Linked DNA regions of Homo sapiens: region 1 is linked to region 2. Evidence: chromatin loops called from intact Hi-C (ENCODE). Cell type or tissue: ascending aorta. All regions are shown on one strand. Links, peaks and the distances in the headings refer to the core of each region. The heading gives the core; the rest is flanking DNA.

The links. A loop is a pair of places that touch in the nucleus more often than their neighbours do. Peaks named below come from ENCODE experiments on the same cell type or tissue, not always from the same donor. Only the 100,000 strongest peaks of a DNase experiment are listed, where the experiment ranks them.
Region 1: a loop joins it to region 2, with 5 times the contacts of the local background. A loop is called at or near these places in 10 of 110 quality-filtered maps.

Annotation. Positions count from the first base shown.
Region 1 is chrX:55,056,385-55,059,814 of GRCh38, forward strand. It overlaps a transcript of PAGE2B not described here. Among named protein-coding and RNA genes, the nearest start is that of PAGE2B, 17 kb to the right of the region's middle. In ascending aorta, for the core only: a CTCF peak has its summit at 1,444; a DNase peak (open chromatin) is centred at 1,457; H3K4me3 peaks cover 584 bases.
Region 2 is chrX:54,998,594-55,002,023 of GRCh38, forward strand. APEX2 (apurinic/apyrimidinic endodeoxyribonuclease 2) reads left to right here and starts at 1,770. Exons shown (of 6, transcript NM_014481.4): 1 at 1,770-1,986; 2 at 2,953-3,036. The coding sequence starts at 1,830. It also overlaps a transcript of PFKFB1 not described here. RefSeq lists a silencer at 1,651-1,790. In ascending aorta, for the core only: no CTCF peak of the experiment used is centred there; DNase peaks (open chromatin) are centred at 1,348 and 1,718; H3K4me3 peaks cover 2,307 bases; H3K27ac peaks cover 1,750 bases.

The sequences.
Region 1 (3,430 bases), core at 440-2,939, 58 kb after region 2:
TATTTCCTTGAACTTCGTAGCAACCAAGGATTAGACTACAGCAATGGAGAATCTTGAGGCAAGCCAGATAGTTGCAGAGAGCCCATCTGAGGGACAAATATAGGGCTTATCTTAGAGTTAGATTTCTAGAAAGCCCCTTAAGATGGGATAAGGGTCACAGAGTGGGCAATTGTGGGAGGGTTCCTGGTGGAGGTTGGGGATTGGAGTGATGGCCTGGGGGTGATTTAAAGTAAGAACACAATACTGGACTGAAGAAGATGGGGAAGGGTTCCAGCAAGAAAGCCTCCCTTCAGAGTGCAATGTGGAGGCAGCAGCTGCAGTGCCCGAGAGCCTGAGTTTTGGAATACCTGCCACTATGGATTCTAGAAGTAGTGCCAGATTTCTTCCTTGTAGTAGTGAATTTCTTCCCTGTCCTCATTTATTTCAATAGGGTAGAGGCAGGAGAGGAAGAAAAGATGGAGCCTTTTGCCTATGATTAATAATAAAACCACTGTATTCTAGAAACAGAGAGAGGCAGGATGAGGTACAAAGAAAGATACCTGTTCTGCCGAAGATTCTCAGTCTCTGGATCTCTTGTCAAGATAACCTTATATTTACTCGCATATGGCTGAATTGACTAGTTAGTACCAAATTGATGCAGAGAGGAAGGAAGACAAGGGGGTAGGAGCATACACAGGTGGGATTAATTTTACTCAACTTCACCAACAGACTTTGTTCATTTCTGGTGGGGGATGGCTGTAGTGGTAGAGAAATAGACTGTGGTGGGAAAGGGGAGAGGGGATAAGGTATAACATTTTCTGGCCCTTCCTCCCCCGTTTTGTGTTTTTCCTTTTCTCTCCTCTCATGACCAGAAGTCTAGACAGGAAGCAGAGGTCGGTTACCAGGGAAACTGAAGCTGAGTATGCTTGATTCACGAGCTTGTGAGATAAAAGCAAAATTGCTACTCAAAATGCAAGACTGTATGGAGGATGGGTATTAACCAAATAAGCAAAGATTTATTCATCCTTATAATTATTGTACATAGATATATAAATCCACAAAGATGAATAGCTTTTCCTAAATGTTTAGTTGAGAATCAGTCTATGGAATGGCCTTGAATCCTGCCCCTGCCGCCTTCCATTCTCACTGCTGGCCCCATGCTGTCAGTCTCCCAACATGCCTTATGTCTGAGTATGATGGAGTCCTAATGATATTGCCTCTGTACGTGGCTCTGTCAGTTACAGGGAAAGAAACTAAGGGAAAAAGGAAGCATCAATTCACCTAGCTTTAAAAGCAACAGAGAGATAAACCTCAACCATCAAAATCTTTCCCTAGAATTCCACCTAAAAATCCCAGCAAATCTAACCAAAGTACTGGTCTTTCAATGTCTAATTAATATGTATTTGTTTTGGGTCCAGTATCAAAGAGTTCTACGAAAATGCAATTAGAATACATCACCATTCCTTATACGCTGCTGCCCCTAGTGTAACACATGTGGATTGCACTCTCTTGACAGTTGTAGCCAGTTATTCCATTTCACTGCTGTATGACGGGTTTTAGACTTGTATCTGTATTTTTTAAGATATGCAGTTGAATATTTCTGTTAATCTTTTTGATTATAGAGAAATGAAGCAGATAGCCTACCACTGGCCATAATATTTTTCTGATGGGAAAATACATTCTGCTCTGTGGCAACTGCTTTCTGATGCAGTCTCTATTGTTGCATTTTAATAAAAATCATCCTCTGCTTGTATACTCCCATATGATTTCAGAATATTTATGCTGATGTCAACTCGGTTGTAATAATTGATCTCCACTGAGACCTTAGAAGTTAATGTGAACCTGCATTTAAAGTTTAATTAGGGAGTAAAAAGTGTCGGGGGGTGTTCATATCTGTCTGTACTCTCTTCTACAACTGGAAAACTTTCCCTAAAAAACAAAAAACTTGTATTTGAGTAGTGGTGTGTGTGTGTGTGTGTTTGTAGATGGGGCATAAAGGTAGAGTGATAAGAATTGACAAGCACCAATATTTATTGAGCACTACTAGGTGTGATATAATTTGCATTATTTTATCTGAGTATTACATACAAGCAATAAGTTGGGTTTTGGTGCAGTCATTGAACCTTTCACCTGCCATTTTTTAAATTGTATGAGGCTAATTCCTTGTGGATAGCAGGGTGAACAGAAATGTTATTGGTACTGAGATCTTTCTGTCACTTTTAGTTGCCATAGCCCTTTGTAGTTTAGAGAAACTTCTGATAAGGAAATTAATTCTCACAGGCTAGGCTTGCTTTCCATGCAATACTTCGTTTAACCCTTCCTACAAACACTTTGATGTAGATACTATTACTATCTTGAATTTACAGTTGAGGTACTTGGAGATGAGAAGAGCCCAAACCCAGGTCTTCCTGTTTCTGAAGACTGTGTTTTTCTGCCTCCCTTATGTAGTAAAACCGGAGAACAGTCTGGAGTGTTAGTCTTCGAAAATTTTATTGATGCTATGCACAAACATTTCCTGAAACACCAGGGAGACCCTGACATATCTCAATTCTTCCTCAAAAAGGACCATTATATATATATAAATTAACTGCCCTCCACCCACTAATTGAGCACTCATTTCTCCATTCAGTCCTCTCTTCACAAAAAAAAAGGAGAAATATTGAATGCCTTCAGGATTGAGAAGCTAAATCTGATGAAATTAGCGTGGGACATTAGCATGGTATATTAGTTTGCTAGTGCTGCAATAACAAAATACCACAGAATGGGTGACTTAAACAACAGACATTCATTTTCTCACAGTTCTGGAGGCTGGAAGTCCAAGATCGAGGTATATATAGGCTTAGTTTCTTCTGAGGTCTCTCTCTCTTTGGCTTTCAGATAGTCACCTTCTCACTGTGTCCTTACATAGTCTTTCTTCTGTACCTATGCACCCCTGCTGTTTCTCTGTGCATACAAATTTCCTCTTCTTATAAAAGCATCAGTTAGATTGGATTAGGGCCACCTAAAGGTTTCGTTTTTACTTAATCACATCTTTATAGGCTTGATATCCAATTACAGTCATATTCTGGAGTAATAGAAGTTAGAGCTTCTCAAGTAGCACTTCAATTAATTAATTAGCTAATTAATTTTTAATTGAAAAATACAAATTATATATATATGAGGTGTAACTTGATGTTTTGACATATGTGTACAATGTGGAATGATTAAATCAAGCTAACTAATGTATCCATTGCCTCATATAATATCTATTGCAGTAAGAACATTTAAAATCTACTTCTTTAGCAATTTCAAGTATATGATACATTATAATTTGCTATAATCAGTCACCATACTGTACAATAGAGCTCTATAACTTATTTCTCCTTCCTAACTGAAACTTTGAACCCTTTGACCAACATTTCCCCATTTCCTACAACCTCCTGCCAACCCCTGGTAACCACCATTCTACTCT
Region 2 (3,430 bases), core at 614-3,113:
CAGCTGTTGTAGTTGCCAAAGACGTTCCTGAGCCACCAGAAGCCTTTTCTCTTCAGTCCAACCATGTGTTCACCTTGCCCCAAAGGTCAGAACTAATATTAACAAGCCACTGCAGAATGGGGAAATTAAAACCAGCCATGGAGACAGGCAAGTTCTGGATTTCGCTGGTGCTGAGTTTCAGATCGATCTTCAGTGTAAATGGGCATAATCCCTTACTGGAAAGCAATCTGGCAATATGAAGCAAGAGCAATAAAAATGTTCATTTCCTTTGTCCTAGTTATCGCACTCATGGGAGTCAATCCTGAGTCAATAACTCCCAAAGCATGAAGAAGCTCAGGACATGCAAATTTTTATTTTAATCACAGAGCTATTTTCTGATAGCAACAACTGGTAACCTTTTAAGTCCTCCAGGAGGAAAAGCAGTTTACTGCGTCTTTGCTGTAACCATTGAGGATGATGGCTCTAAGACTTAAATTCTGGGGAACAAATAATTATGCTGCAATTCTGGGTGAGGAACCTAAAGATGCATCGTTATGCTTTTCCCTGGACATTGGGCATATCCATTACTTCTAATTTTTGTGCTCTCAAAAACAAGCCATGAACCTGTCGATGCTCTTGCTATTATCCTTTGTTCATTCATTCACCTGACAAATATCTATTGCTTCCCAACATATGCTGTGTCCAGTATTAGGGGATGGGGCTAACAAGATGAACCAGACATGGTCATTGCTCTCAAGTTGCTGGCATTCTAATGGCAGCAGAAATAGAAGTCAATGATAGCTGTGTATTATAAGTACTGTGACAGAATGGACCATAGGGTGCCGTGGGGCCCCAGAGGAAAAGACTTAACTGGGGAGGTGTGTGGTCAGTAAAAACACTCAGAAAAGTAATTATTGAGCTAATTAAGACAGGGTGTGAATCCTGGCTCTACTACTTCAGTGTAAGAGAGAGTGAACTGTGAGAATGAAATGAATTCATTCGACGTCTCTAACTTAGCCTCCATGTCCCGAACTGGGTTGTCTTGAGAATGAAATGAGATAACATATACAGAAGAGCCATGGATGCATCCGGAGACAATGCTGCTCACGAGCTTACATTTCCTGGGCTTCGATTTCACTTATCTGAGAAACAGAACCAAGAGTAAGGATGTGTCCGGCTACATCCTTCAGAATGTTAAGAGCCAAGACAAAAGCTACAGGGCAGGCTTGAGACAGCCTCCTCCTCCTCCCCTCTGCCCCAATAAAGCCAAAGGCCCTCCTCCTAAGTCTTATCTCAGTGGAGCGACTCTTACTGCTCCCTCCTCCAACCATGAACTTCCCTTTGCCCAGTCCAACGCGAGCACTTAGCGCCAGCTATTCCTGGGGCGCAAGCGCTGCAGCCATCTGTGAACTTAGGTGGGCGGTCCGCCGCACTGAGGGCGGGGCTTTGGCAGCTGAGCAGTTCCGCTCAGGGTTCCGTCGCTTAAAAAGTGGCAAAATGCCGTTTGTAAGTAACCGGACGCACCACTTGGACTTCTGAGTAGAGGAAAAACGCATTGAGACTCAGCTGTCCGAGCGGAAGGAGCGGGAGCCCAACTGGAAACTCCTCTCGCCATTCATTGCCCCTAGGCTTCCGCTTTGCTTCCTTCAGCGTCCACCCAGTTCCTCCTCCCGCCAATGAGAGCTGAGGAAGTTGAAGCCCCCGCCCGACGTGCGTCAGGCGCTTTAGTGGTACGCACGAGAACGCCTGCGCAAACGCGCGCGGGAGGCGGGCCTGGCCAACTTCTGAACAGGAAGCAGTTCGCTCGCGCCTAGGTTGGCGCGGGCTGGGAGGTGTTCCAGCCCTTTAAGATGTTGCGCGTGGTGAGCTGGAACATCAATGGGATTCGGAGACCCCTGCAAGGGGTGGCAAATCAGGAACCCAGCAACTGTGCCGCCGTGGCCGTGGGGCGCATTTTGGACGAGCTGGATGCGGATATCGTCTGTCTCCAGGAAACCAAAGTGACCAGTGAGCGCTCTGGATTCCAGGATCCCTACATACTTTTTCTTTCCCGCTAACTTTTGTCCCCTGTCCCATGTAATTTTACTTTCCCAGTTTCCTATTCTTAGAGTCCTGTCCTTAGACCCAGGTCCCTTCCCTCTTAAACTTCCATTTCCCACCCTAGCTAGATCCCCTAATTGCACTCCATCTCCTGTCTTCAGCAAACTTTAGCTCCTTCTCGAAACCCCATATCTAGTCAGATTCCCACTCATTCTCCGGCCCCAAACTCAGTCCCCTGAATTTCCTCCTTCCATACGCTGTCCATCTCCCCGCCGCCAAGTCAAACCCCCGAATTCTTCATCCCTGCCCCAAGCTCAGATCCTCTAATTCCCACCCCATCTTTGACCCCAGCTCAGTCTAATTTCCTCTTTTTCACATTTCCACCTCAGAACCCCAGTACCCCTTATCTATTCCCATCTCTCCTCCCAGCGGAAAGTCCCTAATTCCCACCTCATTTCCCACCCCAAGCTTAGATGTCCTCTTATTTCTTCACCCTCTTATCTCCCCTCAGAATCCCCTAATTCCTTTTCCCTCCACCCCCAGTTCAGATCCCCTAATTCCCTCTCTCTTACCTCTCACCCTTAGCTCAGATTCCCACCATCCTCTCGTATGTCCATCCCCATCCCCAGCTTCCTCCTATCGTTCAGACCCCCAGGCTTAGCTCTGATTCTTTCCCCTTCCCACCTAATTCTCCACCTCCACTTCATAGTCTCTAACCGCCCCCCACCAAGCCTTCTAATTCTGATATCAATTTCCTCTCTGACATTTCCCATCTTTCTAGGTCCTCCTCTAATCATGGATATTTCATTCCCGTCACCCCCAACTCTGGCTCTGATGTGTGCAAGGAATTAGCCTACAACTGTAATTCCAGGCCTTTGTGTTTCTCGGATGCTAGTTTTACCTCTGACTTAATCTTACATTTTTTTTTTCCAGGGGATGCACTGACAGAGCCCCTGGCTATCGTTGAGGGTTATAACTCCTATTTCAGCTTCAGCCGCAACCGTAGCGGCTATTCTGGTAAATGGGGCTTTCTGTGGACTTTAAATTAGTGAGGGAGGCAGATAGGGGAAAAGGGTTTCCAATATTTGATGAGAGGGTAATAAGAAATCTTAGACATTTAGTTTACAGAGCTAAAGCTGCATAATAGTAAATTACATGAAATATAATTTTTATGGATAGAATTATCCTACTGGACCTCAGAAGTACAGTAGTAGTGTGGTGCTTAATTGTGTGAACTGTGGAGCCAGACAGCCTGGGTTTGAATCATGGCTCATTTCCTAGCTGTGCACCCTCTGGCAAGTTACATTACCTCTTGGTGCCTCAGGTTCCTCAGCTAGAAAATGAGGATAATGTTTACCTTCCGGGGCTGTTACAAGGATTAAATGAATTAATCCATGTGATAATAATAATT